5 separate regions of the Homo sapiens genome follow, and all the other regions are linked to region 3. The links are chromatin loops, found by intact Hi-C in ENCODE. Cell type or tissue: PC-3. All regions are shown on one strand.

Region 1 (5,000 bases), 150 kb after region 3:
GCTATTTAGTGGAAATATTACTAACAGGTGGAATAGTCAGACACATAGCTATTATTGGGTCAAAGGTTCAAAAAAATCTTGTTATACTTAGGATATGTTAATAACACCTGAAATTCTTCATTTAAGCTATATTCTAAGATTTCTCTAAATTTTAGATCCCTGGAGAGGGGAAGGGAGATAGCATATTACACCAGTGAAGTACGTGGAAATCATGACACTCTGTATAAGATAATGAAACATGGGGCTTCAGGTTTCTGCATCTCAAAAAAAAAATTCAAGTATTTTTAGAATATCAGTCTTTGTTTCCTGTGAATTAAACAATTACTGTCATTTACCTTTGTATCTATGGAGCACTTCCATCTTGACCAGAAATATTCTATTAAACAATAATTTTGGAATTGATGAATTCAAAGCAATTCATACTATAGTGTTAGAGACTTATTTGATCTTTCTTCTAGAATAGGAGGGACCTGGGAACAATGGGATCAGAAGGCAACAAAGCCTTACAGGAGACAGAAGAGGGAAGAGACTAAAGGCATGGAGCGGGGGCAGGAAATGACGGATTCATTTCTCCTCTGCTCATTTCTGCTGTGCCTAAGTTACCTATAGGCAGTGGTTTTATCAAATTCACATTCATCATTTTGAATAGTCAAAAAAAGGGCAAAAGAAAAGTCTCTAGTTACTTCCTTTATCTTCTGTCACTCTTTCAGAATACTTTAAACTATTTTTTTGTGTTAACCATTATCTCTTTCTATAGGAAACAAACACATTAGAATTGTTGACAAAAAAGACAAAGGAATTCTCAGATCATTACTAAACTCAAAGCTTAAATTGTTACATCTGCAAGCTCATGAAAATTACTAAACCTTTACCCTATCATAACACTAGTGTCCTTAAACCTTTATTTTAATGGAGTGGTTTCCATCTTTTACAATAATATAAATTATAGGCTGAAGTTAAATATTCTGTTACCCATTCTGCCTACCAGTTTGTCTTATTTTCTTTGTGTGTACACTTTTCTAGCTTTCATGTTTGTACAGTACCTCCAAATATATATAATTTTTTTGGTTTCTTCCAAGTCTTCATTTTGGGTGAGGTGAACTAAAGTTGTATCTTCTCTAATGTTTACTAACTGACTTCAGATAGACAATAAGATAATATATCAACATTATCCAAAAGTAAACAGTTTTTTTGTTATTCTCAATATCAATATATTAACTGTTTTTTAGATCTTTGTTAAGCCTGCTGTTTTCTAGCCTTAAATGTACATTTTAACAGGTACAAATATTGGAGCATTATAATACTATGTGTTAATTACTGGTAATTGAAATTAATTTTAAAATGATATTTCTTTTTACTCAGTAGGTCTTTCCCAACTCATTTGTATTAACTTTAAACTTGGGGACTACAATTTGGTACATTTTAGTATTCTTTAAGAAGCAAAACGAGTCTTTTTGCAGCTCTTGCTACTTAAAAGAATAAGTAATAACCAAGGTTGCGGTAAATGTATGAATAGTGACTGTTTCTAATAGTAGTAGGAAGCTCCAAGGGCCTTCTTTGTACTCTAACTGATTTGGATCTGAATTTTTAAAACAATATAGTAGTACCTTAATTATATGTTGGAATATACCTAACCAGTACACTGGATTCTTTTCAGACTGGGAAGAAGAGCAGGTCAGCAGTCCAAATATTCTACGACTTATTTATCAAGGACGATTTCTACATGGAAATGTCACATTAGGAGGTAACAGCCACCTTTGTAATGGGATTTAATGTCTGTCTCATGGTAGCATGATTCGCTTGTTTTAAATGTTAATGTCTTTGAATTTGCTAAAAAAAATGATAAATTCAAACTATGAATTCTGCCTATTTCTGGTATGCCTACTCCTTCACATTGTATATTCTGTTAAATTTAGTTTTAGGACTGTAGTAAGTATTTACTACCTTGTGAAATAAACTCTATCCCAGTATAGGTAGGATTCTATACCTACTATTTTTTAAATGTAACGTTATTATATTTCCAAATAATATATAATTCAGATGTAGTATTTTAAACTTAAGACTGGACACACAAACTAGGAAAAATTTATGATAGTTTTCAAATATATGAAGGGATGTTTTCAGATGTTTCTACCTGATACAGTTGCTAATCATGTGAGAATAAAGTAGGTGGCTGACATTAGAGCAGCATTTTAGCATAATAGTTGAAAGAACAGATTTTGGAACTAGACTATTTAAGTTATATGTTAGCTGCACTACTTACTGGCTGTGTAAACCTTGGGCAAGTGACTTAACCAACCTGTGTTCCAGTTTCCTCATCAGTAAAATGGAATTACAGTAGTGCCTACCTCATAGGTTAAGAAGGGTAAATTACTTTATATATTCAAAGTGCTTACGTGCATAAATGGTGCTTGGCACATAGTAAACACCTTAATTGTTAGCTATTATTGTTCTTTATATATGATTGGAGAAATGTAGCTCAATATTGCCCCCTTATGGGGTATATTTTCTACCATCAACAGGATTTGATGGTAGTTTTGAAAATAGGTATTTCAAATATATTCAGATAATTGGAAACGTATAGGCAAATGAAATGGTCTATCTAAATATATATTTCACTGAATATAGTCTGAGTTTTTCCTCTAAACCTAATATTTAATCTATTTTTCCTTAAAGGTAGAATATTTGCATTCATTCATTCAGCATGTATTTATTAAATTCTTATGGGCCAACACTGTGCTAAGCACTTGGGAATACAGGATTGAATAAGACAGAAGCTCTCCCTTCAGGTTGCTCTAGTATTACATAGGACAAACAGATAAAATGCACTGGTAAAAATCCTGGGCAATAAGGGCTAAAGTAGATGAATGCAAATGATTTTATGACAATGTCAAGTGAGTAAAACATTTCAGGCTGTAATCTCACACTGAGTTTCACTGGTAGTATTATAACTGGTCTAAAAAATGCTGCTATCTACTAAGAGATATCTGGCACTTTAAAATGGAGCTTTTTTGATTTGTAGCTTTTTTTTTATAGCTTTTGTATAAATAGATGGACCAACTCTTAATGCTCTTCATGTAAGAATTGACTGTTAGCTCCCTGGCTATATTGTACATTCATTAAGGATGGGACCATGTTCTAGTCTTTTTAAAATTCTCCATGGCTCATACAAGATCTTATGTGAATTAAAAATTGGTAAATGTTGGTTGAATTTAATCTATCGATTATATGAGTGAACCTTGAAATGCTCCATTTCCCTTTTGAGTATTGATCTATGTGAGCAATTTCCCACCAACTCCATTCCTTAATTATCTTTTCTGTTGTGACCTCAGAGTTTGAACTTCATATTAAAGCTCATAGAATTTGTGTTAAAATCAAAACTATTGATTTATTCCCACTAAAGTATAATTTTTTACCAGTATTTTTTTGAAATCTGTTTTAGAATAATGAACAGATTGACTTATGTAATTATTATTGTAATTCTGTGTTGCTGTCCTTCTTTTCAAAAACAATAAACTATCTCTAGTGTAGAAGCATGGCCTGGACCTCCGCGTTAATAATTGTAGCTGGATGTTTGAGCAAGTTTGGATAACAACATTCAACTATTTGTCTTTTGGGTCTCAGTTTTTCTTTTTAGCCTCCCTGTGTTCTTCAATGTGAATAATAAAGAAGATAGCACACAGGGAAATACAACCATCTTTAAATATTTGAGTGGCCTGTGTGGAAGAAGGCTTTGTGTGGCCCTAGAACTTGCTCTGTATAGCCCTGTGAATTAGACTTAGGATCAGTAACTGAAAATCAAAGACAGTTTTCTCTTCAATATAGGAAAGAATATGTGAACATGTTGAGCTACCTAAAGAAAGAATAGACTGCCAGGGAAAGTTAGTGAGATCTTGTTATAGGTAGTGGTCAAGCAGTGGATGACCACGAAGTAGTGGGTATACAGCCATGGGTGGAATTCAGCCATTATGCAGACAAAGTAGGAAGCCTGGGCATTCTCTGCCATTCTTGAAATTTTCTGCTTAAGTTTCAGGTTGAAATGTTTGGTTATCAAATGTCTTAAAACATAGCCCTGAATCCCCCCTTTTTAAAATAGAACCTTTATAGCCATATAGAGTTTCATTTCATTAAAGGAAAGGTGTGACAGCAGCCTTGTTAATCGGAGGGTGAAGAAGATGATCAGCTAAAGCTTTGGCATTCAGTATGGCCCAGATTAGCATTTCCAAAAATGTGGCTCTGAAATAGTGGGCATGAGACTCATCTAGGATACTTATTTTAAAATGCAGATTTCTGCATGCCCTCTCTCCCCAACCCCCATCTCCTAATTTTACTAGTGAATTGAATTCCTGGGTGATTTTTATGTACGCTAAAGGTTGAAAACCTCTATTCTGGATATTGTACTGTGTCATAGGAGAGAGCAGAAGCATCCACAGTGAAAGGAAGAAAACGCATTTTAGATTCTGGTATTCCTCTTCTTTCACATTTTTAAATGTTATTAACATCAATACCTACTATTTCTAGTTAAAATTCAGATGGAGAAGAAAAATAATAGCTCCCACGCATTACATTTGTAACTTCAAATGGTAAGCCTCTCAGGAGCTTTCCAGGCCTGTCTTGACATTTTTTACATATATATCTCAGTTTACCTACCTTTTTTCTCAGATTCATTTTCCTTGCTATCTCAAAATGATGATGGTAGTATATACTGAATGCTTTCTTTGTACCAAGTTCTGTGCAAAGCACTTTGCTTGGATTGTTTGATTTAATGGACACAGCTACAAAGGGCAGGTAATGGAATTAGTATCTCCAGTTTAGTTGAGGAAACAGAAGCTTAGAGGGTAAGTAACTTGCTGAGAGTTACACAGTTGGAAGTAGCAGAGATGAAAATTTGTAATCCAGGTCTGTCTTATTAGAGTCAAGAAGACGGGTATGAGAATGATATACAGCTTGGTATGTGTACATTTTAAGTTCAGTTCAAGGTTTGAAATGTTGATCAGGCT
Region 2 (5,000 bases), 160 kb after region 3:
TGCTTTAGAAGTGGCCATGGGACTCCATCCTGGCAAAGGAGACATGAGGAAACTCTGCTGAGGGTGTTTCTGGGGAAAGTTCCTTCACTCCCAAGGAGACCTTGCAAGAGACTCTTTTTGCCTGTTTACATTATTTTGCCTGAACTTGATGACTGAAACTGCTATAGCCACATTTGGACCCAGAAGGGAGCTAACCTGAGGGCAAAGCCAGCACATTGAAGCTGTAGAGGAGAAAGGAAAAAACCTGCCCTTGCAGAGCTGCTGATTCTTTTTTAGCTTTTAAGTTCAGGCGCACATGTGCAGGTTTGTTATATAGGTAAACTCATGTCACAGGGGTTTGTTATACAGATTATTTCTTCACCCGGGTATTAAGTCTAGTACCCATTAGTTATTTTTCCTGATCCTCTCCCTCCCACCTTCTACCCTCTGGTAGGCCCCAGGGTCTGTTTTTCCCCTCTATGTGTCCATGTGTTCTTATCATTTAGCTCCTACTTATAAGTAAGAACATGCAGCATTTGGTTTTCTGTTCCTGCATTAGGTTCATAAGGATAATTATCTCCAGCTCCATCCCTGTCCCTGCAAAGGACATGATCTTATTCTTTTTTCATGGCTGCATAGTATTCCATGCTGCCTATGTACCACATTTTCTTTATCCAGTCTACCACTGATGGGCATTTAGGTTGATTCCATGTCTTTTCTGTTGGGAAGAGTGCTGCATGAACACATGCATGCATGTATCTTTAGGATAGAACGATTTATATTCCTTTGCATATATACCCAGTAATGGGATTGCTACGTCGAATAGTATTTCTGTTTTAAGTGTTTGAGGAAACGCCACACTTTTCCACAATGGTTCAACTAATTTACACTCCCACCAACAGTGTATAAGTGTTCCCTTCTACACAACCTCTCCAGAATGTGTTATTTTTTGACTTTAGTTACCTTTCATTATTTTTGAGACAGGGTCTCACTCTGGCCCAGGATGGAGTGCAGCGGCGTGAGCTTGGCTCACTGCAACCTCTGCCTCCTGGACTCAAGTGATCCTCCCACCTTAGCCTCGTGAGTAGCTGGGGCTACAGGCTTGTGGCTGGCTAATTTTTTATATTTATAGGGATGAGGTTTCTCCATGTTGCCCAGGCTGGTCTCAAACTCTCATGCTCAAGCAATCCACCAGCCTCAGCCTCCCAAAGTGCTGGGATTACAGGCAAGAGCCACCACACCCAGCCAATATTTGACTTTTAATAATAGCCATTCTGACTGTTGTGAAATGGTATTTCATTGTGGTTTTGATTTGCATTTCTCTAATGATCAGCGATGAGCTTTTTTTATACACTTCTTGGCCACGTGTATGTTCTCTTTTGAAAAGTGTTCATGTCTTTTGCCCATTTTTTAATGGGGTTGTTTATTTTATTCTTGTAAATTTGTTTAAGTTCCTGATGGATGCTAGATATGAGACCTTTGTCAGATGCATAGTTTACAAAATTTTTCTCCCATTCTGTAGCTTGTCTGTTTACTCTGTTAATAGTTTCTTTTCCTGTGCAGAGGCTCTTAAGTTTGATTAAATCCCATTTGTCAATTTTTGCTTTTGTTATGATTGATTGTGGTGTCTTCCTTATGAAATCTTTGCCCATTCCTATGTCCAGGATGGCATTGCCAAGGTTGTCTTCCAGGATTTTTATAGTTTCAGGTTTTATATTTAAGTCTTTATTCCGTCTTGAGTTGATTTTTTGTGGTGTAAGGAAGGGGTCCAGCTTCAGTTTTCTGCATATGGCTAGCCAGTTATCCCAGCACCATTTATTGAATAGGGAGTCCTTTCCCCACTGCTTGTTTTTGTCAGGTTTGTCGGAGATCAGATGGCCATAGAGTGTGGCCTCATTTCTGGGCTCTCTATTCCATTCCATTGGTCTATGTGCCTGTTTTTATACCAGTACCATGCTGTTTTGGTTACTGTAGCCTTGCAGTATAGTTTAAAGTCAGGTGGCATGATGCCTCTGATGTCTCCAGCATTGTTCTTTTTGCTTAGGATTGCCTTGGATATTGGGGCTCTTTTTTGGTTCCATATGGGATTTAAAATAGTTTTTTTTCTGGTTCTGGGAAGAATGTCATTGGTAGTTTGATAGGAATACCATTGAATCTATACATTGGAGGAGCTGCTGACTTTGCTAATTGTGGGGCCCGATGCTCTGTACTTCTTGAGAAGTAGTCTGTTCATTGGCGCTTTTTCCAGTTCAAAGCATGATATACATAGAAGACAGTGTTAGGCATCAACATCTACTCCAAACCTTATGAAATAAGCTTACAAAAAGATGAGATAAAATATGAAGATGCTTCTGTGTATTCAGATCTCTGAAAAATAAGTATCTGCTATATAGTCACAAATTATTCTGATGAAGGGAAAAGAGGTATCTAAAGAGACCATTGTGGCTACAAGTCAGCTCTCCAATCTCATAATTTTAAAAGACACGAACAGAAAGTGGGAGTTTGGATATATAAATCAAGGATGAATATAAGTGCCAAACACCTCTGAGAATAATGTTGGAAAGGCCTGGGATGAGCTAGAGTTGACAGAAAAATAATAAAAACTACATATTTGTTATGGTCACACAAAAGACAGCAGGGATACATCCCATGGTTCTCAAGTGTGGCTGTACATTAGAATCACTTAGGGAGTTATAATTTTTTACTTTTCAATATCGATGCCTGGGCCTCATACCACCCACCTTAAATCTGAACACCTATGGCTTGGAGCAGATGCCCTAGAAGGGAGCACACTCTAAAGCTGGGAATAAGAACAGTTAATGTGGAACTGGAAACCAACCGAGGTGATGAAGACAGGAAGCAGGTGCCCAGCTACCTTGGTTCAAGTCACCAGACCCAGTTAAAGTTATATTTCCGAGTTCTAAAGGACCTCATGCACTCTGAGTAACCTGTTCCTCTCCCAGTTTCATTGTCAGAAGTGGAGGGCAAGCCCCAGGCACTCTGTCGCAACCTCACCATTATCATCTGCTCTGAGACCACAAGGAACCGCAGACAGCCACGTCACCTCTCAGCGTCCTCACTGGAGTCTCTCTGTGGGCCCAGGACATCCCCTTTTCTATTCCCATTTTCTGTCACACACCATCCCCCATTCCAGAAACCCTTCACTGGCCTCTGGAGGTCAGGCTCCATTGGAAACTTGCCATATGCCCTCGACCTCCTCTCTGAAAGTTACCTTCACTTTCTTGCTCTGACCCCTGACTCCCCTGAGGGCACTGCCTCCTTTGCCATCCTGGGAGTGTTCTGTATTTTAAGGCTGTCATTTATTGACTGTTTACTTAGTGACAAGCACTGTTCTGTGGTCGTGACGTAGGTCCATTTTACAGATGATAAAACAGGCCCAGAGAAGTCCCATTTATTCTTTGAACATTGAAGTTTCATTTTCTCACGCAAAGACTACTCTTAAAAATATGACATAATTTTTTTCTGTTTTTTAAAATTGATATTTTTCCATTGTAGGACTGTAATCTCATGATTACAGAAAAGTATGAGGTGAAAAAAAAATGAATCCCACTATCCAAAATCAGCTCTTAATATCTTGGTGAATTTCCACTAGTCCTCTTTATTAATATGTATACATTAAAATAAAAATAAAAGAGTACTATATACAGAGTTTGTATGTGATTTTCATCTTTACATATCACAAGCATATTCCCAGAATATTAAATCTTTGAAAACGCATTTGCTTATAGCTCTACAATACTCCATTTTATAGGCATGCCATTTTCATCTATTTAATGTTAAAACCAAGTGAAATAGCACTACAGCCCTGCCAGAAGGGCTAAAATGAAAAGGACTGACAATAGCAAGTGTCAGGATTCAGAGCAACTGAAATACTCAGATATTCTTAGGTGGAATGTAAGTTGAACAATCATTTCACAAAACTTTTGTAGTATCTACCGAAGCTAAAAGTATATTTATACCCTCTGATGTAACAATTATACCCCAGGATAAATATCCAGCATGAAGAATGCATCTGTCCATTGGAGACAAGCACAAGAGAGCCACTTCATTAAGAAACTACAAGCAACACAATGTCCATTAACAACAGAATGGGTTTTTAAATGGTGGTGTGTGTTCATACAATGAAATATCACAAAGCGACATAACACACTACTGCTACATGAAAAAACTTCAAGGAAAGAAGCTTCAAGGGAAGAAACTTGAAGGGAAAAAACTTCAAGGGAAGACGTAAAATAATATATACTGTATGAGCTCTAAATAAAGTTCATAAACAGGCAAAACTAGCCTATGATGATGAAGTCAGAAAAATGGCCACTTTTTGTGGGGGATGCTATTGACCAGGAGAGAGAATGAGAGGACCTCCTGGGGTGCTGAAAATATCCTGTATCTTGAAATGAATGGTGGTTCCGTGGGAGTATTAATACCCCCACATAAAAACTAATCAAACTTGTATTAGTCCATTCTTGCATAGCTATAAAGAAATACCTGAGCTAGGAGTGGTGGCTCATGCCTGTAATCCCAGCACTTTGGGAGGCTGAGGCGGGCGGATCGCCTGAGGTCAGGAGTTTGAGACTAGCCTGGCCAACATGGTGAAACCCCATCTCTACTAAAAATACAAAACTTAGCCTGGCATGGTGGCATGTGCCTGTAATCCTAGCTACTCAGGAAGCTGAGGCAGGAGAATCGCTTGAACCTGGGAGGTGGAGGTTGCCGTGAGCTGAGATCGCACCATTGCACTCCAGCCTGGGCAACAGAGTGAGACTCCATCTCAAAAAAAAATACAAAAAAACCTGAGACTGGGTAATCTATACAGAGGTTTAATTGGCTTATGGTTCTGCAGGCTGTACAGGAAATATGGTACTGGGATCTGCTCAGCTTCTGGGGAGGCCTCAAGGAGCTTTTACTCATGGTGGAAGGTGAAGTGGTAGCAAGAGAGAGAACAGGTGGACCAGGGGAGGTGCCACACACTTCAACCAGCTCTCATGTGGACTCACTATCTC
Region 3 (5,000 bases):
GTGACATCACCAAGGTGAACAGGTGAAATTCAGCTCCACCTTCAAAAGTTATTCTTAGGGAAGAAAATCATCTCTTCTCTCTTCCTCCTTCGGCTCCTGTTGGCCGGTGCCTTCCTGAACCTGAAGAATATCTTTGCTCTTTCCAACTCCCACATTCAAAACAGAGTCTTACAACTCAGCCACATTTTCTGCTGAGCCAGCCAGTGGGAACAAACACCAAGGTCTGTGGCAACCAAAGGTGTATGTGTGTGTGTGTGAGTGTGTGTGTGAGAGAGTGTGTGTGAGAGAGAATGTGAGTACATATTTATTTGTGTTTGTGTGTAGTGTGAGTGGGTGTATGTGTCTGAGTGTTTGCATGTGCGTGAGAGTGTCTATGTGTGTGTTGATATGTGCATTTGTGTGTTGTGAGTGTATGGTTGTGTTTGTGTCTGTGTGTGTGGTATGAGTGTGTGCATGTGTATCTCTGCATGTGTGTTTTTGTGGGGTTTGTGTGTATGCATTAATGTGTGTGGGGGCGGTATGTGTGTGTTTCTGTGTGTGTGTGTGTATTGCTTTTCTTCTAGTCTCCTCCTCCACGCCATCAGCCCACGCAATCCACACCTCATAAAACAGAACCCACATCTCCATCCTACTACAAGGAACTGGAGAAAAAAGAAAAAAAAACAAGCAACAAACCCTCCTGCCAGTCAGAGCCCAAGGAGAAAACTGGATGTAGATTTCAATCCACCCTCCCAGGTCTGCAGGTGTGAGAGAAGGTCACCTTTCTTGAATATCATGACAGTTTTCAGTGTGTGTGACTCATCTATGTTATTCCAGTTCTCCTTCATTAGGGGGATAAAATGCTTTTCTATATTTAATGAATGCCAGTGATTCAGGAGTTTGAGAGAGGTGGGCCCTAATTAGTCAAGCAGGGTTTCCATTACACAGAAAGCTTGAAAGGAAGGATTTTGGCTATTCCTGTGCCAGCAGCCAGAAGCCCAAGCCACACCAGAATAGGGAGGCGTCGTTTTGTTGTCAGTCACCAAGAGAACCAGAGAAAGAGTTGTGAAACCAGGCTAAGGCCCTGGCACTGGCTTCCTTGTCTGTAAAATGTGAGTGCTAGACTGGAGTTCTGGATCTCTGCCAGCTCACAGATGATATGACTCTCTAAAGTATTTGGTCAATATTAGGCAGTCCCCACTGGAAAGCTGGCTTAATAGACAACTTGCAGGCTTAGTCCTGAGAAAGCCTCATGACGTTACTAAGGAATATAGTAGAGAATCCAAAGAGGAGAGGGAGAACTCTACCTACTTTGGTGGAATAAATAGGGTTTTTTAATGAGAGAAGAGTAAGCCCTAGCCCAAATTGTGTAGCAGCCACGGTTCACGTCCAGCTCCTGCATAATCCTTTTTCCCTATCAATCTCAGTAAAGGATTTAAAATCAGTGACTTCTTGTTTTGATGGTTTTGAAGTCACTGTTTTTCCGTCAAAGGGGTATGTGCATTTAAGTTTTATTTTCAGCTGTGGGGTGGAAGGCCTCTCTCTGTGGCAGGAACTGCAGGCATGAGCAGTGGCTGGGGGAATGGGTGTGCACAGCTGCAGCCTCAAGGTCTCAAGCCTGATGTCCTTACTTCTGGTGCAGGGACTTTGTAGATTGGGAGGCCCATTCTCTCTCTCTCTCTCTCTCTCTCTCGCTCGCTCTCGCTCTTGCTCTGACTCTCTCCCTCTCTGCTGATGGCTTATGCTTTCCCTCAAGAAGCACTCAGAACTTTCTGCGGCCGCTCCTTGCTGAGTACAGCTGGCAATCCAGATGCCCCAAGTCCCCCAGCAGGAGTCCTTCCCAGAGGAGTCCTTCCTCCATGGAAAGACACACCAGGAAGCCCTCCTTGGCAGAGGGCTGCCCTCTTTTGCCCTGAGCACCCTGGAGCGAGGCTGGAGTAGCTAGGAGCATGATGAGCAAGTGGGGCTCTCCTCTCTGTTTGCATTCCATTTGATGAGGCAGCTGGCGAAGCTTCTCCCCCGTCTCAGCTGCAGGGTGAGCAGACTGCGGCTGCTGCCTCTGATGTGCTCACCGGAGCATCACCTGCCTCCAGCCAGGAATTCCACCTGTTCCAGTGACACCAAAGATGTGAAGGAAGGATGTCCTCATCCACCTCAAACAACTCCCAAATGAATTTCCTTCTTTTGAGGGGGCTAGCGACAGGAAAAAACATGGCATCACCAGGCACTGAGCACTTTAAGCAGACAGAGCCTCTTGTAAAATAGGAAGCGGAGAGCCTTTAAGTCGCACATGGCATTAGCTGCCATGTCTTGAATTTGGGCAGCCAGTCCAGGCAGGCAAACCCAGCTGGAGAGGAGCAGGACAGGGTGCCCAGCAGGGGGCGCTGTATTGCACGTGCCCCCGGAGACAAAGGCTGCCAATGGAGGGGTGGGTCCTAGCCCCAGCAAGGACGCCAGGAGTGTGACTCAGGTGCTGTTGTTGGTTAGAGGAGTGGCTAAGGCAGGAGAAATCCTGAATCATGCTGTGGCCACGTGGCACCAGGATCACACACTTGGTGAGATTGTGCTCATGCCCTGAGCCATTTCCTCATCCAAAACAAATATTTGAGTTTAAAGAGCTGAGTAAAGCTGCAGAACGTTTTGTAGATTTATCACATTTTCTCTGCTGCAACTAGAGGCCTTGGAGAGCCTTACTTGTGGCAGTCCACACAAGAACCTTGTTTCTGTAAGTAGTTTGCACTGAAAGCCAGTGACTTCATACATAAAGAATGTTCTCTCTGGCTGGCTCGCCCAGTCTCCACTTCTTCTGTTTTGTTTGTGTAATTGGTGCCTAGACAGAATTTTCAAAAGCATTCACCCAAAACTGAAGGGCCATGGGGTATATGGCTTGGGAACAGTCTCCTTCTCCAGCCTCGCATGCCATTCTAGGGCTAGCCTGGCGTTCCCCAGCTCAGAGAAGGAACCCAGCAAGTGCATGACTGTTGGAAGGCAGGTGTTTGTCCTGTTTCTGTCGCAGGCATGATATGTGATCTGGGTGACTTACTTACCCTCTCTAGCTATTAGTTTCCTAACCTGTAAAAATTATGTCCAAGATCCTGTCCAGCTAAACTTTTAAGCCTGTCTGGATTAGGCTCAAGGCATTTTGGGGCTTGTGGAAGCAGCTCAAAGTTGGATCTGTGGTTTGAGTCTCCTTGGGGTGTCCTCTACCTAAGCCAGAACTCGGGCTCTGGAGCAAATGGAGCCAGTCCTCAGAATCACCTTGATATTTCATGGGCCTTTCATGTGGGTTTTTAAGTGACTTAAAAACCCGGGCTGTTAGAAAAACAACAGCAACCACCAGAGACCATCTGGAACTAGAAGAGTCTAAGGGAACAAAGAAAGAGGGAATCTAAGAGGACATGGGTAAAGGGGGATTCCTCAGAGCAACTGCTTCACAGCAGTCATTTTATGATGAGATTTCCATTTTTCCAATACTCGTATCTCCAAAACACATATTCCGTCTCTCTCTCTTCAGAGATCACATTGCCTCTGCCTTTTGGCATTATCTGCCATGTCTCAAATTTAATCAGCCTTTTTTCCCCTTTGTCTTGGCAATAGAACCACTGGTCTCAATGCTTAGACTGTGAGTCTTGCAGTTCAAAGAGAGAATTGAGTCAGCAGAACAGGACTGACTCAGCATTCCCAGGTTGGCCACAGTGGGGCCAATTCTCTGGTCCATATTTTGGCCTAATTCCCATTGAAATCCAATGCCCAGTAAGAAGTACAAGCTTTACATCTACAATTATGAACAAAGGTTTTTAAGCGGCTACAGGGCAAAAAATAGGGATCTGCATCTCTCTATCAGCAATTACCCTAGACTTATTATTATAATAGCCCAACTGTCCGTGCAGTTGCTCACGTGGGCCCAGGGGCCAGGCCATTCCTATGCATGCCCTCAGCTCAGCCCTCCCCACTCATGGCTGATGGGATCAGGCCTACCACTCATCATGAGTTAGGGAGGAGAAATGAGAAATGGAGAGCTGGAAAGATTTTATGTGTTCTTCTTCCCCTACTACTCACCACTAGTTCATGTTTTTATTACTTAGTAGTAAGTTATCCTGAAGAAGTACTTTACTGTTACAGAAATAGAAGGAAAACCAAGAGGTATTAAGAATGCTGAGTCATCATGGGAGCTTGGACGGAGTGACCAGGGGTGAAGTTACAAAAGGTGAAATGTACATCTCTGGGTATCAATAGTAGGATATTCTGGAGATTGAATTGCCCCGAATTACAGCTTGTTACTCGAGAAATAAGGGCCCAAGGGACCTGTGGTGGAAGTGGTAAGCTATCTAGTGATTTGCAGGGGTTATCAACCCTGGATCTGCATGAGAAATGCTCCACAAAAATTAGTCACAGCTATACCGCACCCACTGAACGACGGTTTCTGGAGGGCGGGTCTCAGGCATCAACATCTTTAAAGGCTCAAGATGATCTCAATGCACAGCTAGGAATAAGAACACCAAAACATAGCAAGTACTTTTTTCTCCACTAAGGAAGGAAATTAAGAAATGTCCCAAAAGCTGGAAAGAGACTGTTATAGCATGAAATAAATAAAATTCTATTTTTTTTCTTTTGAGGCGGAGTCTCGCTCTGTCTTCCAGGCTGGAGTGCAGTGGTGCGATCTCGGCTCACTACAACCTCCGCCTCTCAGGTTCAAGCGATTCTCCTGCCTCAGCCTCCCAAATAGCTGGGACTACAGGCGCCTGCCACCACATTCAGCTAATTTTTTGTATTTTTAGTAGAGACGTGTTTTCACCGTGTTAGCCAGGATGGTCTCCATCTCCTGACCTCGTGATCTATCTGCCTCGGCCTCCCAAAGTGCTGGGGTTACATCCGTGAGCCACTGCGCCTGGCCAAAATTCTATTTTTATAAATTATTGATGCTAGTAGCAAGTAACACTCATTATGTGTCAAGTTGTGCACTAAATGCTGAACTTGCATAAATTCACTTAATTCTGATAATCCTTCTGAAAGGACTTATT
Region 4 (5,000 bases), 110 kb before region 3:
TGTGTCTCCATGGACTTTGTTTTTGATATTTGTATTCATACAACTGGACTCAGGGGTGTTCCTGCACCTGTCGAGCTTTCCTTTCCTCTCTACATAATGAGATTAGGGTAATCAGCCAAGGCAGCCAGCTTTGAAGGAACAATGTATTAGTGGAGAATAATCTGTAAACAATAAATTACTAATACTAATAGACAATCAGTATAGCCTAAGGAGTTTGTTAACGCCAAGTTCTATGAGACACACCCCTCACTGCATGTTATAGAAAACACCAGACTCACACCCTAAACCCACCACGCACGGAGCCTGGCACCCAATAAATTTGGTTGAACTGAATGGAAAAAGTAATTATCAATGTCAGTTGCTAAGGGCTACAGGAGACAGTGAAGAGAAAGGGGAGAGGGTTTTTGAAGGAACCAGAGATCAGTTTGTCAGGGACCACACCACGGTCTTGTCTTAGAAGTTGTAATGGATCGAACAAGCAGCGTTCTGACTTCATACTGAGTCTGCAATTCAAATGAAATAAAGTTCATAAACGGATTCATTCCAACCCAATTTGTTTCGCTTGGTACATTTTAAACTCGATTTGATAAATGCAACTCAATACACAGCAAATAAATTGTTTACAAATCTTATTGCCTACTTAAGATTTTCATCCCTGTAGATACTACAAGAAAAACAAAAAACCTCGAGCACAGGATATCTATAAATATTGGAGACAGTTTATCATTAAATGGACCAAAAGAAAACCCTAGTGAGCATTACCTAAATAAATTCAATTTGTATTTTTCTTCCTTTTTTTAAACCTCATGGAAATTATATACACTCTAAAGAAAAGTATTGGGAATTGGTGGAAAGCTATTTAAAAATACTTAAGACAAAGCGTAATTTAAAATGCTTAGGACATATAAACTTCATTTGGAGGAAAATCAAGCATTAAACAAAAATACTTTCTTACTTCAGCCCTTGTTATTGAAAATCCTTCTAAATTGCTTATTTATTCCACTTTCTTGCTTCAGTGAGTAAAGAACTTTGAATCTATGTTAATCATTCTTTCACAGCCATGGATCTGGTCTTGTTTTGGGCAACATGGACACACGGAACATGATCATGAAACCACAGTTACATAACATCAATCTGAGAGGGATCCAGGGAGATAATGTTGTAATCCCCTATGTTATCAAAGGGAAAAGAGAATTCTAGAGAGGCAAAGGACTTGCATCAGATCTAGCGAGAGCCAGACACAGCTTTCCCTCTTCCCATGCTGGATTCCTTCCACCATTCATATTACACATCTGCGCAGTCACATACAGTGGGGCTGGATCTACATTTATGTAACGTAAGTGCCACATGCAATTCTTTTCTGGGCAGTAATGCAAAAAGGATAATGCAAACAGATACTTGCTTGAAAGTATTTCTGCTCTAAGACAGGAGATAGGGAGGACACTCATGAAGAGCTTCCTGTCATAAATGTGGTTCATTCATTCTTAAAATCTGCCCTCTCTGCAAGCAGACATCCTTTCCTTCTCTGCCCTCACAGACAATGGGCCACTCTCTTCCTTCTCCTTTCTTTCTCATTTGAGCTATAAAAGGGAAATGATACCCTCTCCAGTTGCCTTTTATTTCATGGTCTGCATTTGGGAGAGACATGGTTTGGCTTCTCCACAGACAGACACTGTGTGCCAGGAAGCTTGAGTCCGTTTCCAATAACTGTGCTGCTGTTCCTGAGGGTTGGATGAGGAGCTCCAGCAGCGGATGTCTTCCCTGTCGTGCTACATGCCATAGCCATCCTACTCAAGTGTCTCCCTCTCCTTCCTCTTGAAGGCCCTTCTTTTGACAGGGAGGTAGGGGAGGAGGTGGCTGGGTTTTTGTTTTACTGTGCTATAAATATCACTGACTCATTCACCATTATAGTTTCCAGACCATCCATTCATGCAAGTTATTCATTCTTCATCCAACCAGTGTTTCTTTAACAAACATCTGTTGATGACCTACTTAAGCTAAGCACTGGGGATGCTTAACAATGACTCAGGCAGAGCCCTGCCCTTGAAGAGCGCACATTTTATGGCTTTATCAGACAGAGTGGTGGAGGGAGATCGTCCTTCAAAAGATTTGTCTAAGGAAAGTTTAGTGAGCGGACTACTTGTGAGGGTTGGCAGGGTTAAGGGACCCCATGAGGGATGTTCAGGCCCCTAGGGGTAGTAACTGGAGCAGCCATTGCTAGCCCAGCCCTAAGGGACAGAGGGGAAATAGTGTTATCAGTGCCAGTGGCCATTGAGCCCCAAAGAAGATTCTGTCAAGAAGATCCACCCAACAGGAGCTGTAGCCAGAAAAAATGTCAGCCTTTGCCAGGCTGCCTTTGGCAGGGAAGAAATGGGAGGTGGGGACACATACCTTGACCTCTCTCTCCCCTCATCTTCAGCCTCCTGTGGCTGAACCCAACTGGTAGGGGGCAAGCAAGCTGGCATGATGTAGACTTAGCATTAGCTTCCAGGGCACAGAGCATGCAGAAAAAGGTGGACAGTGCACCAGGGAACCAAGGAGCATAATCAGTAGAGTGTCCCCTTTGTCACCTGTGGGTGGAAGTTGGAGGATTTAATGTGTTCCCATTGCAGTCCCAGCCATGGCTGGTGAGCTCTCAAATGTGTACCACACAGCACTGAACTGGGGAGGGCTCAGTGGATGCATTCGCTGGGAATCATTGCCAGAAACCCACTCTCACACCAATAGCTGGCTCTGGGGTCTGGACCCTTCCTGACGGTCTGCAGATATGAAGACTTACTCCAGGAGCCAAAATAAAGAGGCAGTGGTGTAACCACGTGGGGGTCAGGGAGAGTCTGAACAAAGATGACAGGAGGAGCTGCCTTGGAACTGCATCATAATCACACACAAAATATAACAAGGTTTTGTCCTTGAGCAATTTATAATCTCACTCAGGAGAGCAAACCCATGTGGAAAAATAACAAACAATAACAACAAAGCAAAAACAAAAGCAGTGAAGGCAGAGGCCCAGTAGCAAGCAATTTAATAGTGGTAAATACAGCCCATTCCTCTTCTCTGCTGGCAGGTGGGGCGGCTACCTGCAGACAGTGACATCGCAGTGTTCTATGCTACTTGCTGCTGCCTGCTGCAAACACACACAAGCACACACATGCATGCAGACAGACAAGTGCACACACGTAAGTGCACATGCATGCACACAGAGGTGAACACATGTGCATGCATAAGACACACAATGTATTCACACACACACCCATGCACACACAAACACATGCATATATGCATATATATGTGAGCACAGAGATGCACAAATATGCACCACACAGACACAGAGATACACATGCTCACACCTGCACACACACGTGTGAGCACACATTATGCATGCCCGCACACAACATAAGCTACGTTTCCACTGCTACAGCAGCTTGTGGCAATTTTCTTTATCAGCCTTTGCAAATGAACCCATGAAAATATGAGGGAGAGATGGAGAGGTGATAGAAGATTGGCAGACACACACAGTGCTAGTGGTGCCCAGGCTCCATTTTCAGTAGCCATGGTCCTTTTTGAATCCTGGGTTATTTTAGAAAAAAACAAAGGCTTGTCTTCCTTTGCTGGATCCTTGGTGATTTTATTGATATTCTGATGTCCAACTGAACACTATGGGAATTAGGGAACTCAGGTGTCTTCAGTCCATTTTGTGCTCTATAACAGAATACCACAGACTGGCTAATTCATAAAAATCAGAAAATAATTCCTTACAGTTCTAGAGGCTGGACATTCCCAGATCAAGGTGCCGGCCAGTTTGGTGTCTGGGGAGGGTTTGATCTCTGCTTCCAAGATGGCACCTTGAAACCTGCATCCTCTGGAGGGGACAAATGCTGTGTCCTTACATGGCAGAAAAGCAGAAGAGAGTGAACCCAGTCCTATGATGGAAGGCATGGGAGCCCCATTAACAGGGAGAAAAGAGAGGATGGTTTGCCAGTGCCACCGCCTTTATCTTTCCTTGGAAGAGGTTTGCCTCTGGACGTTCCTTTCACCCTCCTCTTGATACTCAGTTCAGCACCTTGGTTCCCGGGAGGTGTGAAACTTACACAGATACTGCATTTCAGATGGCACTGAGCCTCACAAAGGATGTAGACTGGCAATTAACACCCAGTGGGGCACATAATACCTGTTGGATAAAGAAGCGCCTAGGCGTGGGGCAGAGATATCAATGTTAGCTGTCACTTACAATCCAGCCAATCCATCTTTTAACTTCTATTTCAGGGTCATTCTTCAGAATAATGGAGGTAGCACCTACTGCTGAAGCTTAGCCTATATTCGCTACCTTCCTGAGACTCTTCCAAGGCTCTGTCTTCTCCCCAGGAGTGCCACCTTAGGTTCCCAGGCCCCTTGACTTGATGCTTTATTATTATTATTATTTTTTATTTTTATTTTTTTTCAGATTGATTTTTTTTTATTATACTTTAAGTTTTAGGGTACATGTGCACATTGTGCAGGTTAGTTACATATGTATACATGTGCCATGCTGGTGCGCTGCACCCACTAACTCGTCATCTAGCATTAGGTATATCTCCCGATGTTATCCCTCCCCCCTCCCCCACCCCACAACAGTCCCCAGAGTGTGATATTCCCCTTCCTGTGTCCATGTGTTCTCATTGTTCAATTCCCACCTATGAGTGAGAATATGCGGTGTTTGGTTTTTTGTTCTTGCGATAGTTTACTGAGAATGATGCTTTATTATATGATATGGTTTGGCTGTGTCCCCACCCAAATCTCATCTTGAACCATAATCCCCATGTGTCATGGAAGGCACCCGTTGGGAGGTAATTGAATCATGGAGGCGGTTGCCTCCATGCTGTTCTCATGATAGTGAGTGAGTTCTCATGAGATCTGATGGTTTTATAAGGGGCGTTCTCCTCTACTTGGCTCTGTGCTTCTTGCTGCCGCCATGTGAAAAAGGATGCATTTGCTTCCCCTTCCGCCATGATTGTAGGTTTCCT
Region 5 (5,000 bases), 57 kb after region 3:
GTTGCTCAAGCTGGAGTGCAGTGGCATGGTCACGGCTCACTGCAGCCTCAACCTCCCAGGCTCAAGCAATCCTCCCAACCACCTCAGCCTCCTGAGTAGCTGGGACTACAGGCATGCTCCACAACACCTAGCAAATTTTTAAATTTTTGGTGGAGATGGGGTCTCACTCTGTTGCCCGGACTGGCCTGCTCTCTTTCCCATCACCATCTTTTCAGATCCCTGGCATCAAGAACCCCAAGCTGGAAACTGAGTGGGTTAACTTTCAAGGGCTTTGCCACTCTACAATCCTGTGATTCTTTGGGCCACCAGAATATGTCAGCTAATCAAAAACTAAAAACGTCACCCTACATCCAGAAACATGCTTTCCCTCAGTTGTCTATGCAGGTAAAGCGAATTCAAGATCCACAGCTAGTCGGGTTAGTTGAGCTAAAAACAAAGGCTAACGCCAACCAATAAACAAATTTTTAAAAAACTAAAAAGAAAAAAAAAAAAGAGCTAAAAACAAAGGAGCCCATCGCTTTAACTAAAGAGTCCATGGTGAATCATCCCATAAAAGACAATCTGTTCCAAAAATCACAGGTCTCTGTCCTTGATATGAAAGCTTTGTCATATCTTGCAGTCAGCAAATCAAGTTTTTATAAGAATGAAAATAAACACGCTCGTGGTGCTATAAATAAAAGGTGAATAGGGAACAAGCTCAAAGGCATGCCAACGCCACTGAAGCACAGAGGATCATTACGCAGCTGTTCAGAGAATCCCAGCACGCCCCTGACAATGGAGGTGCCGATGATTTGTAATTAAGAATTTTAATTTCATCCTTGACCTCATAAGAATCATCACTAATACAATTTGTTTGTAAACTTGAGCCTTCACACATTCTACTACCACAAGACCTGGAACAAACTAGCACAGGCTTGTGTGAAGAGCATCCACATACTCAAATATAATTGGAGTTTAAATTTGTGAAAAGATGAACACCACCAACAATAACAACAAAACGTTTCCCAGATATCTTCATGACCATTATTTGGCATATTCCAAAGGAATAACCTGATTTAGAGTAAACTATGTTAATTTAATTACCATGCAATGTAAGTCCAGAAGAATCACCAGGTAGAGGGTGAAATCAACTCAGGCTTCCAACAAAATCATCCTTCATTTTCCTCAATAGGCACCTGGAAGAAAATTTGAATTTAAAATCTGACCGGCACATCTTTAATTTTTAGAACACTGTTTTCATTGTTGTTGTTTTGAGACGGGGTTTTACTCTACCACCCAGGCTGGAGTGCAGTGGTGCAATCTTGGCTCACTGAAACCTCTGCCTCCTGGGCTTAAGCGATCCTCTTGCCTCCGCCTCCCAAGTAGATGGGCCTGCAGGTGCATGCCACCACGCCTGGCTAATGTTTGTGTTTTTTGTAGAGACAGGGTTTCGCCACGTATCCGAGGCTAGTCTCGGACTCCTGGACTCAAGCCATCTGCCTGCCTTGGCCTCCCAAAGGGCTAGGATTACAGACATGAGCCACTGTGCCTGGCCCTAAACTCTTAAAAACAGAAAGGGCTTTGGGCCACTTGCTTGCATCCAAACAGGACAGAGCTGGCAAGAAAAAAAAGGATAAAAAGTCAGTAGATCTGTCCAGGCCTCCAAGCATTTTACAGTGTCAGGAGGTGTGTTTAAACTTGCCATTGTTATACACTAATAAATGTTAGCGGTGTGGTTAGTTTTTAAATAAATGGTAAAATTTGATTTCACATTTTTTTTTTTACTACTTTCCAATGCAGAGTTGCCTGTAATCACATTTGTGCAGAAGGGAGGAACACCCTTCCTGGAATAAGACAAACCGAGAGTGGAATTTGACGGATAAACTGTGTCTTTAAAAGAAAGTAAACCCAAAGGCCAGCATTTTATTAAACCAATAATTTACTTCTGGGTCCCTGAAGCTGCTTACCTTTTTTTTATGTTTATGGAAGAAAAGTGAATATGCATGAGCTAAGGAGAGTGAAGCTCCTGTTCTTCTGACGTCTTAACTCTGTGTTAGTGAGTTAGTGCAAATTGCCACATGGTACCTTTTCTGATCATCCCCTCCCCTTCTCTTTAATCCTTAGAGTTAAACAGGCATGAGTATGAATCCCAGTGACCACAAGAAAGTTATTTAGCTTCTGAGTCTCTTTTATTCACCTGTAAAAATGGGCATTTCAACGGGTTGTTGTAGCGATTAGGTGAACTGAAGTATTTATACTTTAATAAATAAATCTGGTGCTTCACAAGTCCTTTTTACTTGTGCCTGACACATGGAAGTCACCTGGGGACTGTCAGTGCCATCCAATTTTCCTTCTGCTTCTGCTCCTTTTTCTTTCTATTCTCCTTTTGTTTTTGTTTTTGTTTGTTTTTGGCTCGTCCTCACCTTCTACATCCTCAACACAGCAGATGTGTGGTAGAGCCCAGGGAGGTTCGTGGGGACTATTCCATGTTCTTTCCCCTTCTGCTGCCTGATGAAAACCCCATGCAGTATGAAAAATTGCAAGGAAAAGAGCTCCACCAATCCATTCATTTCCATGCCCTTGTAATTGGTGCAATTCCCTTTGGACAAGGTAACTAAACAGATCAGGCATAATAAACAAATGCAAGAGTTGAGAGCTATGAGGGTGGGAAAGTTCAACAACACCTGCCCTGGGCTCCCCTAAAGAGAAGCAGAACACCGTATGGACACCCTCTCCTGCCTCTTGCCCAAGGCATGGCCTCTGTGCTTGTTGCTGCTGCTTTTCTATTAGCTCACCCTTTTGCAAACTTTGTCTATGAGTATACTGCTTCTCTCTCTCCCACTTCCCTTCCGTTAATGTTTGATTGTATTCTACATAGCACCCAGACGTTTTTGGATTCAAGTGCCCTGAGCTCCCTAGGATTCAGGGAAACGACAACTTTGATTATCAATAATAGAGATTCCAATTGGTCATGGAAATTGCTGGAGTTAACAATTCAAATCTTCAGACTAGCATTGTGCACAACATGAGCATCACCCAGTACATCTTTGTTCAAATTGCTGCAATGTTTTGAAGTAGTTGCAAAATAAAGTGTTTTAGGGAAATCTCTCATGTTGGATTTTCTATGAGTAGAAAGTAACTTTTTTCTCAACTGAAGCTGGTTTAGGACCTATGCATGTTTTAATTTTCAAACTAAATCAGGGGGTTTATTATTTCAATTCTGTTTAAATATATCAGGACACGCATTCAGTGAAATAAAATTGTGAAATGTGCTCCTGGGGCTTTAAGAAAAATGAGAGGTCCTGAGACTCACGTGGACAATGACAGTGCTGGGCGAGGTGGTTGAAGCAGGGTTGCAGCACAGGTGTGTCGCTTCCTGGAGCTGTTCTGGGATGGATGTGTGGAGAAGCCAGGGAAATGCCTAGACTCTCACACTGAAAATTGCCTCTCTAGCTCTGTGGACCGCTTCATTGACACCACTCTTACCATCCCAGTCGGCTTGCCCAGATTGTACAGAAAGGAGGGCAGTAGGCCATCCCCTGGGAGGATGAGAAGCAGCAAAGGACTTCTGATTAAGCAGACTGAAGAGCCAGTGGGGGAAGGTTGTCAACCCATTGTCAGGTCAGCAGCTGGCTGCTATCAAGTTTGTTGGTGTTAAAAAGTAACAGAACAAATGTTTAAAAAGTGAAATTTATTTATTTGGAATTCAGAAATTCCATGTTGTAGCACATCAGTAATTCAATAAATGTGAATTCTCAAAAAAATTAATAAAACTGCAGTGTCACTGTCTTTTCCATGAAATCCTGGTCTCACTGAAGTACTTCTAGTTCCACTGTAAGGTCACTTGGATATAAGATCAAGGATGGAATTGTGACAATAGAGAAAATAACAGCAGGAGATATACAGACGAACATTTCATGAAAAACCTACCCACAAAGACAAGATGATAAATTCCTCTCCAAATCTCCAGATAACTTTGAAAATGTCAGAACTGGGCATACCCAGGAGCTGGAGGCAGGCTGTGTTTGTAATTCAGAACATAGCAATTCCTGCCTGACTCTATTTTCTTTGCTTACCCAAGACAATCCAAGGAATCTTGTAAAGTAGTGGTATTTCCCCAACAGGCGGATGTTAGGAGAGTCCTAAGAGATAAAAAGCACAGGTCCAGAGCCTTCCTAGTTTCTTCAGCTGAACAATCCAATTCATAGCATTTATTGAGCAACTACTACAAGCTGAACCCTGATGATGTGCAGGTAAGGTTAGAACCTTAGATGTTTATGCATGACACTTCCTTTAAGTGAAGAATACCTGGAAACTTCTGCCCCTAGCACTTCACTTGGTGAGCTGCTTCTTTTCATTCGGGTCTCTGCTAAAGTGCCGTCTTTTCCAAGGCCTTCTCTGACCATCTATCCTTGAGTTGACTACCTTCCTTGTCACTCTTCATTTCATTACCCAATTTTACTTTATTTATAGATCTATGACTACCTAAAATTATCTTGTATATTCGTGTGTTTACTTGTTGGGTTTATTAGCTGTCTCCTTACGAAAACAGAGGCTGCATGAGAGCAGGGCCTCACCTGTCCAGCTCCGTGCTCTCGCCTGGTGCCTGACACAGGTATGTGAATGGATGCCAAAGCAGGACACACTTGCCAAAGTGCTATTAGTCAAGGGCTGCTGCAGGCCACACTGGACTCCAATGTCTTCCCCTTGGTCTTTCAGAGGCTGAAACTGAGATTGGTTGAGGTGTGGGGAAGGTTGTGGACTCCTTCCTGGAGGGCACTGAGTTTCAGAGAATGAGCAGGAGTTAGCCAGGTGGTGGAGCAGGGGAAATATATGCCAGGCAGAGGAAACAGTTCGTGCCCCGGGCGCAGTGGCGCATGCCTGTAGTCCAGCTACTTCGGAGGCTGAGGCCGGAGGATCGCTTGTGCCCAGGAATTCTGGGCTGTAGTGGCTGTGCCGATCGGATGTCCGTACTAAGTTTGGCATTAAGATGGTGACCTCGGCCGGGCGTGGTGGCTCAC

What was found. A loop is a pair of places that touch in the nucleus more often than their neighbours do. Peaks named below come from ENCODE experiments on the same cell type or tissue, not always from the same donor. Only the 100,000 strongest peaks of a DNase experiment are listed, where the experiment ranks them.
Region 1: a loop joins it to region 3, with 8 times the contacts of the local background. A loop is called at or near these places in 43 of 110 quality-filtered maps.
Region 2: a loop joins it to region 3, with 6 times the contacts of the local background. A loop is called at or near these places in 5 of 110 quality-filtered maps.
Region 4: it touches region 3 in a loop (12-fold over the local background); 3 of 110 quality-filtered maps call a loop at or near these places.
Region 5: it touches region 3 in a loop (4-fold over the local background); 35 of 110 quality-filtered maps call a loop at or near these places.

Annotation. Positions count from the first base shown.
Region 1 is chr13:29,768,856-29,773,855 of GRCh38, reverse strand. UBL3 (ubiquitin like 3) reads left to right here. Exons shown (of 5, transcript NM_007106.4): 3 at 1,658-1,744. Among named protein-coding and RNA genes, the nearest start is that of UBL3, 79 kb to the left of the region's middle. In PC-3, a CTCF peak has its summit at 2,501; no DNase peak of the experiment used is centred here.
Region 2 is chr13:29,756,974-29,761,973 of GRCh38, reverse strand. No RefSeq gene overlaps it. Among named protein-coding and RNA genes, the nearest start is that of UBL3, 91 kb to the left of the region's middle. RefSeq lists an enhancer at 2,854-2,903. In PC-3, no CTCF peak of the experiment used is centred here; DNase peaks (open chromatin) are centred at 2,983 and 3,313; H3K4me3 peaks cover 456 bases; H3K27ac peaks cover 2,269 bases.
Region 3 is chr13:29,921,724-29,926,723 of GRCh38, reverse strand. LINC00572 (long intergenic non-protein coding RNA 572) reads left to right here and starts at 73. Exons shown (of 2, transcript NR_047501.1): 1 at 73-221. In PC-3, a CTCF peak has its summit at 2,324 (motif pointing right); DNase peaks (open chromatin) are centred at 1,103, 2,003, 2,563, 4,363 and 2 weaker places; H3K4me3 peaks cover 1,778 bases; H3K27ac peaks cover 3,587 bases.
Region 4 is chr13:30,030,789-30,035,788 of GRCh38, reverse strand. No RefSeq gene overlaps it. Among named protein-coding and RNA genes, the nearest start is that of LINC00365, 76 kb to the left of the region's middle. In PC-3, no CTCF peak of the experiment used is centred here; a DNase peak (open chromatin) is centred at 1,948; H3K27ac peaks cover 307 bases.
Region 5 is chr13:29,864,469-29,869,468 of GRCh38, reverse strand. It overlaps the pseudogene TIMM8BP1. Among named protein-coding and RNA genes, the nearest start is that of UBL3, 16 kb to the right of the region's middle. In PC-3, no CTCF peak of the experiment used is centred here; no DNase peak of the experiment used is centred here.